Linked DNA regions of Homo sapiens: all the other regions are linked to region 1. A link is a contact called in ENCODE Hi-C data. All regions are on one chromosome and are shown on one strand. The core of a region is the stretch at or near the end of the contact, and the rest is flanking DNA. Distances in the headings are between cores, read along the strand shown.

What was found. Hi-C counts contacts between places; a loop is a spot of excess contacts on that map. Pooled maps may share reads with other maps.
Region 2: a loop to region 1 is called in a map of CD4-positive, alpha-beta T cell, with 7 times the contacts of the local background. The contact joins the promoter of DTNBP1 here to the promoter of KDM1B in region 1. A Hi-C loop is called at or near these places in 3 of 168 maps with a recorded cell type or tissue (CD4-positive, alpha-beta T cell, CD4-positive, alpha-beta memory T cell and CD8-positive, alpha-beta T cell), 1 of 37 single-sample maps with no recorded cell type and 7 of 50 pooled maps.
Region 3: a loop to region 1 is called in a map of CD8-positive, alpha-beta T cell, with 21 times the contacts of the local background. The contact joins the promoter of JARID2-DT here to the promoter of KDM1B in region 1. A Hi-C loop is called at or near these places in 6 of 168 maps with a recorded cell type or tissue (CD4-positive, alpha-beta T cell, CD4-positive, alpha-beta memory T cell, CD8-positive, alpha-beta T cell and 1 more), 3 of 37 single-sample maps with no recorded cell type and 10 of 50 pooled maps.

What each region holds. Positions count from the first base shown.
Region 1 is chr6:18,154,012-18,157,580 of GRCh38, forward strand. KDM1B (lysine demethylase 1B) reads left to right here and starts at 1,411. Exons shown (of 22, transcript NM_001364614.2): 1 at 1,411-1,560; 2 at 1,872-1,915. It overlaps TPMT (thiopurine S-methyltransferase), which reads right to left and starts at 1,066. Exons shown (of 9, transcript NM_000367.5): 1 at 1,022-1,066. RefSeq lists a silencer at 1,112-1,671 and an enhancer at 2,112-2,351.
Region 2 is chr6:15,661,059-15,664,277 of GRCh38, forward strand. DTNBP1 (dystrobrevin binding protein 1) reads right to left here and starts at 1,970. Exons shown (of 10, transcript NM_032122.5): 1 at 1,756-1,970. The coding sequence starts at 1,811. RefSeq lists an enhancer at 1,177-1,226 and a silencer at 1,457-1,966.
Region 3 is chr6:15,243,687-15,247,136 of GRCh38, forward strand. JARID2-DT (JARID2 divergent transcript) reads right to left here and starts at 1,688. Exons shown (of 1, transcript NR_187237.1): 1 at 237-1,688. JARID2 (jumonji and AT-rich interaction domain containing 2) reads left to right here and starts at 2,383. Exons shown (of 18, transcript NM_004973.4): 1 at 2,383-2,898. The coding sequence starts at 2,854. RefSeq lists enhancers at 498-1,011, 2,201-2,250, 2,361-2,460 and silencers at 1,011-1,320, 1,331-1,590.

The sequences.
Region 1 (3,569 bases), core at 161-2,660:
GGCTCAAGCGATCCTCTCACTTCAACCTCCTGAGTACCTGGGACTATAAGGGTGCACCACCATGCCTGGCTAATTTTTAAATATTTTGTAGAGACAGGGTCTTGCTATGTTACCCAGGCTGGTCTCAAACTCCTGGGCTCAACGTCTTAGCTGTTCTAACAGTTTCTCAGCATGGACTCCACTTGTATACATCATTTCTAGAGAAATAAAGTTTATTTCTATAATACAAAAAAAGTGCACATTACAAGAATTAAGGAAGGGAAATTTCACAAAAATTTCTGCCCACAAACAAAGTCCTCAAGTTGTTCTAGTCTCCATTCTCACCTTTTCAAAAGCTTCTGCTATAGTTTTGTTTTTAAATTTCATAAAATTGAGAAGAAACTTTCCTAAGGTGCACACATCTTAAAAGAGTATGACTCGGTGAATTTTTTACATATACATACACCTGTGTAACCACCGCAGAGCAAGACAGAATATTTACAGCACCCCAGTTTCCCACATCACCAGGGATCACTCACTATTTGGCAGTACTTATTTTTTCCCAAAAATCACTAATACACCAGGCTGGGGAAAAAACCGAGAGTCCGTTTCTATAAAAAAAAATTTGAAAAATTAGCCAAGCGTGGTGCAGCGAGCCTGTAGTCCCAGTTACCGAGGAGGCTGGGGCGGGAAGATCACTTGAGCCCAGGAGTTCCAGGTTACAGTGAGCTATGATTGTGCCACTGCACGCTAGCATGGGCGACAGAGGGAGACCCTGTCTCTAAAAGAAAAAAGAAAAAAAAATAATTAAAACACACCAGTGCTTTGGAAGCACTTTAAATCCTGGACATTGGATTCAGGTCATTTACTGTCCGACCTCGTTATTCCCAGTTTCCGCTTCTGCCCTGAACCCCACTTCACAGGGCTGATTGCTAGGCTGTCTACGCTTGTAAGAATTCCTGGGAGCCCTAGCACGGGCGCATACACTCCTAGCAAATCGTTCCCTTTCTCACCCGCACCCTCCGCGCCCGAGTGAGCCTACCTCGCTTACAGCTGGTTGCCGGCCATTGCCTCCGCCACCAATGACGTCCCCAGGGGCGGGTACGCCTCCGCTTCCACCTCCGCCACTTCTCCGCGCCCCGCCTCCGCCCGCGCCCCGCCTCCGCCCGCGCCCCGCCTCCGCCCGCGCCCCGCCTCTTTCCCGCGCCCCGCCTCTTTCCCGCGCCCCGCCTCAGTTCCCGCCCCCTCTCCCGGCGCCCCGTCTCCACTCCCGCCCCGTACCTCGTTGCACAGACTCCACCCACTTCCCCAAGCGCCGGGGTTTGCGCAGCGGCGGAAATGGGCAGGGCGGAGCGAGCGCTGCGGCTAAAGCGAAGGCGGGGACCCTACCCATCCCTAGTCCTGTCGGCTCCTCCCACCCCGGGTCACGCCGTGACAGGGGCGGAAGCGGCGGCGGCGGCGGCGGCCGAGAAGAGGCTGGGGCTCGCGGCGCGGCTGCAGCCGTCCTGTGCGCGCGGCGCGCGGCTCCGGAGAGGCGCCCGCAGTCCAGGGCGGCGCGCACCGCCTCGCTGGCGCTCAGAGGTGGGAGGCTCCCCACTCCGGGGGCGTGCGTGGGGGCCGTGGCGGATTTCGGGTGACAGCGTTGCACAAAGCAGCTTGGTTGGGGTGCAAGCCCTCCCTTTCCCCCTGTGCAGCGCCCCTCGCCGTGGTGGGAGGTGGGCGGGTGCCCCAGGGACGGATACCTCCTGCCCCGGATTAAAAGAGGGTGCGGGGTGGGTATCTGTCTGAAGAAGGGGGAATTCCCGGGCTAGGGTGTTGGGGCGTGGGGTCGCCGGGTTCGTCGCGATGTTGCCGGTCGGCTAACCCCCCTACAATGTTTCCTTTCTGTACAGCGGTGCCTTTTCCCCGAGACTCCCGGCACCTCTTCAGCGCAAAGGTGAGCCCCGGGGCAGTTGCTTCTCCGACTTCGAAAAGCTTCCGAAAGCTTCTCGGAAAGCGAGGCGGCTGCAGCTGGCACCGGGAGTTTGGGGCTCCCTCCTGGGGACTGTCAGAGCCGCGGGAGAACCCCACGGTCCTGGAGTAGGAACTCCCTCGCTTGTTCTTCCCGGCCGATAGGGTGCGGCCAGGAGCCCGCACAGCCTTGCAGGTGTTGTAGTAATTCTCTGGCACAGCCACCACGCGTTGAGACTTGATGAGCATTGCCAGGTTGCTGGGGTAACTCCTCTGGGATTGGAGACCTGGAGGAGGGGTGGCCCGATTAGGGTAGCTGTTAGTCAACGGCCGGGCAGCTGACAGGTGAAAGAGGAAGGAAGAGGCCGACCCAGCTGTAGAAAGTTGGGGTTCAGTGATGTGGAAACCAGCCACATAGAAGTCCAGTCTTCCCTTGGGTAAGCCTGCAGGACTCCCCAGTCCACTCCAGTTGGGGAATCCCCCACACCACGTATACACACATAACTCAAGGCTTTGACCAGTTTTGTTTTGTGTTTTTAAATCTATTTTAGTGGCAGAAAGGCGAGTGGGAGAGAAGGCTTCTTCAGGAGGTACATGAGAAAATTACCATCAATAATTATTTGCCTTGCTGGGAGAATCAACAAAAGATATCTAGGCAATTGGGGATTTAATATTGAATCATTGAACTGCATGTTGAATATTGAATAATTCAATATTGAATTATTCAATATTGGGAGGCCGAGGTGGGCGATCACTTGAGGTCAGGAGTACTTCAAGACCAGCCTGGCCAAGGTGGTGAAACCTGGTCTCTACTAAAAATACAAAAATTAGCCGGACGTGGTGGCACACACCTGTAATCCCAGCTACTCGGGAGGCTGAGGCAGAAGAATCGCTTGAACCCAGGAGGTGGATGTTGTAGTGAGCCGAGATCGCACCACTGTACTCCAGCCTGAGCCACGGAGGAAGACTCCGTCTCAAAAAAAAGAAAAAATCTTTTTGAATAAGCTGCTTCAGAAAAACCTAGGGATTATTATAATGAAATCTACATATTGATATATCCACTTATATATTTACCAAAAAATCCCACTTTTTTATCACATTAAAAGAAAACCAAAGCCAAATTTTAAATGCTTGAATTAAAAATTAGAAATATATGTATAATGTTGAGCATGAAACCAATTGGTTATATTTAGGTGTGTTTATTAATTTGAAAAATCAAGAAGGAAGACATTTTAGTATACTAAAAATTTTTTCTTCATTTTAAGACCTAAGGACCCAGCAAGTGGAGATATATAAATTACATCAAGTGCCAAAAGTTCTGAGAATGGATTCATATAACCCTCAATTGTATAAAGTTGAAAATATGCTATCATAAAAACCCTCGATAAGATTTAATAATGGCTTTTATAGCTCATGTTTTCATTTCCTTGTTAACCATTTCTTGAATTCTTTGTTGCATTAAGTACCTATTTTCTAGTATTCAGTTAGATTAAAATGTTTGATGAAATTTCAGGAAACTATACTTTCTTTTGAGAATGCATACCTTCCCAGGTGACAGGGTCAAATGTTGCATGAACCTAGGCTGATTCATTTATGTTCCTAAACCACACATTTGACTTCAGATATTTTTGCTATAATAC
Region 2 (3,219 bases), core at 720-3,219, 2.5 Mb before region 1:
CCAAACTAACAAAAATGATTGACGCATGGTAAGTGCTCAAGCGTTTGACAGTTTGTTATTCAACGCCCAATGTGCAAATAGTATTAACATTTTTGTCCATTAAGATAAAATTTTGGCTAACATCTTTCTCATTAGAAATTTAAAACGAGGCTGGGCGCAGTGACTAATACCCATAATCCCACCACTTCAGGAAGCCTAGGAGGGAGGATCTCTTGTACCCAGGAGTTGGAGGCTGCAGCGAGCTATAATAGCGCCACTGCGCTCCAGCCTGGGCAACAGAGCGAGAACTTGTCACTTTAAAAAAAAGGGGGGGAGGGTGGGCCGGGAACGGTGGCACACGCCTGTAATCCCAGCACTTTGGGAGGCCAAGGCGGGAGGATCACAAGGTCAGGAGTTCGAGACCAGCCTGGCCAATATGGTGAAACCCGTCTCTACTAAAAAATACAAAAATAAGCCGGGCGCCTCTAGTCCCAGCTACTCAGGAGGTGGAGCCAGGAGAATCGCTTGAATCCGGGAGGCGGCGGTTGCAGTGAGCCGAGATCACGCCACTGCACTCCAGTCTGGGTGACAGAGCAAGACTCCATCTCAAAAAAAAGGGGGGTGGGGGGGAGAAATTTAAAACAGTATGAGTGGAAATGTTCTCACATTCAGTGCATCCTCCAACAGGATTTGTAAGCTAAAGTTGAAAGATCCTTTTCAAAGACAGATCTTTTTCACTTTAAAGGAATGAAAAAATTAAAATTAAGCACTAAGTAACAATACTGACATGATGCTTGCTTCGTGTTTTACACATTAATTCATTAATCCTTGTAATAACCTTTTAAGTACCATCATTATCCCCATTTTACGGTAGCGGAAACAGTACATTGAGGCAAGGCAGCTGAGTAACTACGTTTGATTTAGTGGTCGAGCCAGGATGCCTAGGCAATCTGGCGCCAGAGTCTCGGCCTGTGGTTCCCAGGCGTTGGTGCCCACTGGAATCCCCTGGGGATCTTTAAAACGCCGTCTCCAGGCACTCTGGTCAACAGGTAGGGGGTGAGACCTGGGCATCAGAACTCTGAAAGGTTCCCAGGTGATTCTAAGCAAAGTTTGGGAACCGCTGGGTATTAAAAGCATTCCTAAAGTTCTGTCGCTTCTCCTGCTTAGGAGTTCCTTCGCCGAGGCGCTGAGCTCACGGCAAAGGTAGAGAAAGGACGCAACGGGGAGGGGCGGCCAGCCTTGCCAAGGGTTAGGCCGGCGAGCCGGGCGTGAAAGCCGAGACGCGGCGCGGAAGGCTGTGGCCGGAGGGTGCAGGCTGCTGCGCGGTGCGATCCGACTCGGGGAGGGTGGCTGGCCCAGCTCCAGGTGCGCACGAGCAGGTGTCTGCTGGGCCGAGGGGCGCAGGCCACTGTGCCGCGGGGGCGGAAGCGGTGAGGCGCGCTGGCTTCTCACATGACTTCCCTCCAGGGCCCAGCTGATGCTGCCGGGAAAGGACCGCAGGGTCCCACACCCCCCCCGGGCGCTCCGCTGCGCCGCCGAGCGCCTCCCGGTCCTGGGGGGTGCGCGTCACAGGCGGCCCGCAGGGACCTAAGTTACTTTGCGCCGCCCGACGCGAGGACGCCGGGAAGTTCGTTACTTTCCTCGGCGGGGCGGGGCGGGGAGGTGCGGGACAGGACGGACCCTGGACCGTGGCGCGGGGAAGGGAGCGAGGCAGGGGCATCCCAGGCGGCGGCCCGGCCCCCTCAGGTCCCTTTTCGTCGCCCACCGTATACCCACCCGGAGGTGAAATCCTGCTGCACGCTCAGCAGCCGCTCGCGAAGGGTCTCCAGCATTGCCGCCGCCGCCGGTCTCCTCTCCTCAGGCCTCGGGCTGCTGCTGCCTCTGTCGCCCCCTGGGTCCCACGCCGCCAACCCCGCGCTGTCACCGCGCGCCCCGCACTCCCACTACCGGCCCCGCCCCCGGTCTGGTCCTCGCCGCCGCGCCGCAACCCCAGCCCCTTCCGCGTTCCCGCCCCGCGCGCGCCAGGCTCGCGCAGCCGCAGTGGACTGCGCCGGGCTCGGGCTGCGGAAAAGGGGCGGGTCTTCCCCCGACCGAGAGGGCCAGTAGCTCCTCGGCTCATTCCTATCCCGCACCAGGCCTTCTCGTTTTTTTTTTTTTTTCTTTAAAATGGAAGCGGCATCGTGAAAGGATGATTTAACTCGAAGCCTCCTTTGAGGGAAGTGTTGGCTTTTACGTTTTGGAAGAGAATTGGATCTCTCTCTTCAATAGGCGATGTGCACAAATCATTGCATGGATTCTAGGTCCAGGATCTGACCCCACTGGCTTTCACCTTGAATGAGACAGTCAAATATTGAGCCTCGGTTTCTTCATTCATAAAATGGCAATAATAGTCGACTGTCTCGACATTCTTACTTTCCACTCTCTCTTTACCCCCCCAGGCTTTTGTGCCCTACACACCAAAGGTGATCGCCTTTCGCGAGTCACCAGTGACTTCCATGTTGCTGATGCCTTTTATTACTTCTCTGCCCTGATTTTTTCTCCACCTCTCAGTGGCTTTCAATGCAGTTTATCATCCCCATCCTTAAAACACTTTCTTCTCTTGCTAAGCACTCCATAGTTCCTCTCTCCCTTCCGCTCCACCCCTTCTCCTATTTTAATAGCCACTCCCAAGGCTACAGTCCAGCCTCCCCAGCTCTTCTCTCTTCTCCAGATGTGTTGTTCCATAGATGGATAGCATAGAGTCTATCCATTACCACGCTGTAAATTCTGTCAAGGAACCGATGACTCCCACAGCTCTATCTTCTGCCCTGTCCTTCCTCCCTCTCCGTCAATTCATACCAGTTGCTTACTCATGTAAGCATGTATACAACATGTATCCAAAAGGCATCTCAGACCAACATACACAAAATTGAAAATTTCATTCATTGCATGTTCACCTTTAATCTGCTCATCCTGTATTTTCCGTTTCAGTAAATGACACCACCATCCACCAATTTGCTCAAGGTAAGACACTTGAAATCACCTCTGGTTCCCCTCTTTTCCTCATTCCCCATATTAACCCATCAAATCCAATCAACTCTACTCCTGAAGTATTTCTGGAACCTCCTTCTCTTTCTATATCTTCACTATATTTATCCTGGTCGAAGGCACCATCCTCTTTCAATGGGAACACAGACAGTTCTTCCAGATTCTACTCTTTTGCCATACACACCCCTATAATCCATCCTTGACACAGCAGCC
Region 3 (3,450 bases), core at 438-2,937, 2.9 Mb before region 1:
GGAGACGTGGAGATTCCCAGTATGCCAGTCCTAATGATCAGAAAGTTTTTAGAAAACACCTTGGGTGGCCCTACTGTAGTCTGCCCCATTGGATCCTTCCCAGGAAATGGCACCAGCGTACAAGTTTTGCAGTATTCAGGGCACAAAAGATCATTTATTTTTCCAATTGTGAAGTGAACATTAGATAAAATTATTTCATTTCAGATTTTTTGAAAAGGTAAAAATAATAAGGAAAATACCCTCTCGAAAAGGCTTTTTATTTCGTTTACTGAAAGCTTCCAATAACGTGCCTAGTTTTAAACTAGGTTACTGTTATTTATCACATAATCATCCCCACAGGTTTGATCACCACTAATTTGCAGATGCGGAAACTGACAAGCTCAGAGAGGCTCTCGGTTGCCTTTTGGGAAGTGGCCAAGGCGCGATTTGAATCCAGGTCTCTTACCTCCAGTTTCTGAGACCTTTCTAGACACCAAGGTTATCTCTTCAAATACTGCTGCAAGTAAACAGCTGTGTGAGTATCTAGACTTTTGAAGTTAGCAGACTCTAGGGAATAGGTAGAATAAAATATATGGGTATGTGTTCGCGGGAGCGCTTCTGCCACGTTTTATTCCGAGGCTAGCCTGAGAGATCATGGAAAACATTGCTTCTCCAAAACCACAGCGAAAAACAAGGAAATTAACAAGGCAGAATCGCGATGCGAGACTTGACAAAGTTGTTAATAAGGCGAAGGCCCAAAGCGCTATGCCAGGGCCTGCTACTTCATTTGTTTCAGCGATTAAACCAGCACGACAGGGGGCTGGAGGCAGGTAAAAAGCAGGCTCTTGCGTGGCCCGGACAGTTGATATTCCTGGCACTCGGTGTTCGAGATGTTTCCTTACAATTGCGTGTCTGTGCGGCTCGGTCTCCATATTCCACTCATTTTTGTCTCAACATTTTGTGGTATTTTATCACAAAATACGCCCGGCAAAGCAAAGATCCCGTTCAGTCTCTTTAAACACGGCTATCTTTTCTCAGGAGGCAGCCGCCGGGGCTTCACTCCTGGGCCACCAGCGACGTCCTCCAAGCGGGTCGAGCGGAGGCGCGTTCGCGACCCAGGGGCAGCGTGCCGAGCCCGGGCGTGGGGGGGCGTGGCCTTTCCACTCGGCGACCCCCGGCCACCGCCCACCCCGCGCGTGGGGGCGTGCGCGACTGCGGGGCGCGGAGAGGGGTGACCTCGGACTACCCTAGGCGCCCGCAGCACGCTCTGTACACAGACGCGAGGCGCTGTCCTGAGGTGACACCGGCTGCACGGCACAAGCAGCAGGCGCCGCCGATCAACTAGTTCGCACCGAGGATTCCTCTTGGTGCGTGGCCCAGTTTTCCTTAGGACGGGCTCCAACCCCTCCCTGACACCGCCCCCCTCACCGCCACGCTCCGAGGCCTTCCCCGGGGAAGCCTCGCGTCCCTCCCCCGCGGCTCCGGGCCGCACGCGCGCGATTCCTCGATTCCACAGGCGGTTCGCGCCGCGGGTGGGGGCGGGGCGCGCGGGGAGGGGGCTGGCGGCCGCCAGGGGAGGGGGGCCGGGGCCCGGGGGGCGGAGGAGGGCCGGCGTGGGGAGTTCCTCGCTCGCGGACCACACGCTCCGCGGGCCAATCCCGAGCCAGCCTCTAGCAGTGTCGCACGCGGGACACGTCCAAGCGTTTGTTGGCACGGCCAGTGAGGGGGAGGGGGCGAGGAGGAGGGAGGGGAGTTGAGTGACAGGCTTTGCGGGGCAGGCTGGGAATTGTAGTTCCCAGCTTCCGTGGCCATAGCCATTTTGTAGTCGGGGGACTACAACTTCCAGAAGATCAAGGGGACCATTCTAAGGTGCCCCGGGAATAGGCGGCTCTCCCCGGGGCCGGGCGTCCTGGGGCACTCCTACCCAGCAGCCCGGCTGCAGGTAGACGCGAAGGCAGTGGCGGGGGCTGGCGTGGGGCGGCCGTGGGGTGAGCGGCAGGCAGGGGAAAGGGGGTGAGGTGGAGCGACGGAGCGTGCCATGCATTGAGCTAGGGAGCCTCTCTCAATTCCACGCCTGGGCTCGGCGTGGGAGCGACGCCCGAGGGCTTGCCTGGGAGGGGTTCGTCGAGGTCGCTCGGGTGTCTGGTTGGCCAGGCTGCGGGGGTGCCCTGGACTGGGCCAGGGGCGGTCGGCACCAGGCTAAGCGGGCGCCTGGCGGCTGAGCGGTGGGAGTTTTCGGCTGGCGCCCGGCGGGGAATTATCCGAGGAGCCCTAACTTGTATAAAAGCAGAGTCCATTTAAAGTTGGGCTGGATAGCCTCTCTCTCATTGGTTAGGGGGCTTGGAAAAAAGAGACTCGGCGAGCCCTCGCTGTGGTGCTGCCGCCGCCGCCGCCGCCGCCGCTGGAGTTGACTCTTCTGCTCGCACTGCTGCTGCAGCACAAACGTGACTTCCAACATTTTTTATTTATCTTTCCCTTTTCTTTTCCAAGATGTAACTACGGATCAGACACTAAGGACCTTCACGTTTCGCTGATGTAGTTTTTGGAGGAAAAAGGGGGGGGAGTGAAGGGCGTCGGTTTTTTTTTGTGTGTGTGTGTATGTGTTTCGGGGGAAATTTTCCATTATGAGTGTTTTACTAAAGTGAATTTTTTTTTGTTTGCTTCGTTCGTCTTTGGCTCTTTTTTTTTCCTTCCCAATTTCGGATTTATTTCAAGGCGAATCTGGCTTTGGGGGAAGAGGAAGAAAAGTCGGATTACAAGATCAACCACCACCAACAACAATAAAAACCACCAGGATATTTTTTTGCAAATTTCTGACGGCTTTAAATTCATGAAGCAATTGTCCCCTTTTGCAATCAGCATTTGGATCTCAGAATGAGCAAGGAAAGACCCAAGAGGAATATCATTCAGAAGAAATACGTAAGTGCTCCTAACAACACATCCTTTGACTTGCAGTTTTAAGCAATGGCTGTGAATGTCAAGTTTATAGATAATTCTGCCTCTGAAGGGTTTTAAACACAGCGTCCGATAAGGCTGTTTCTTTTTTTTCTGAAAGAGGGCTTTTCAAGCAAAGTGGTGTCTGCCTAGTTTGGTTGAAAAAACAGACTGGTGTAGAGATACCTCAAGTGAATAAATTGACCTCGAATGACACAACCATAATCTACTTTTAGATGAAAGGCAAGGGATTTTGGTGGAGCTTGAGGTGGGGGGTGGCTGCGGTAATGTAACTAAACTGCATTCTCAAGCGGATTTGGCCCCGTATTGCACTTTGCATGCAAATGAGCCTGTGTTATTATTATTAATGTTATTTGGAAAAATCGTGTAACGCATGTGTGTTGGAAGCCCTTTAAGTTGCGATCGAGGGTCCGATTATGGCGATCTTCTCTTTGCACTGGCACATCAAATTTAATGTCTGTGGTCGTTTTGGCTTATCTGGTTTGCAACATAAACCAGTTGGGAATCATGTTACAG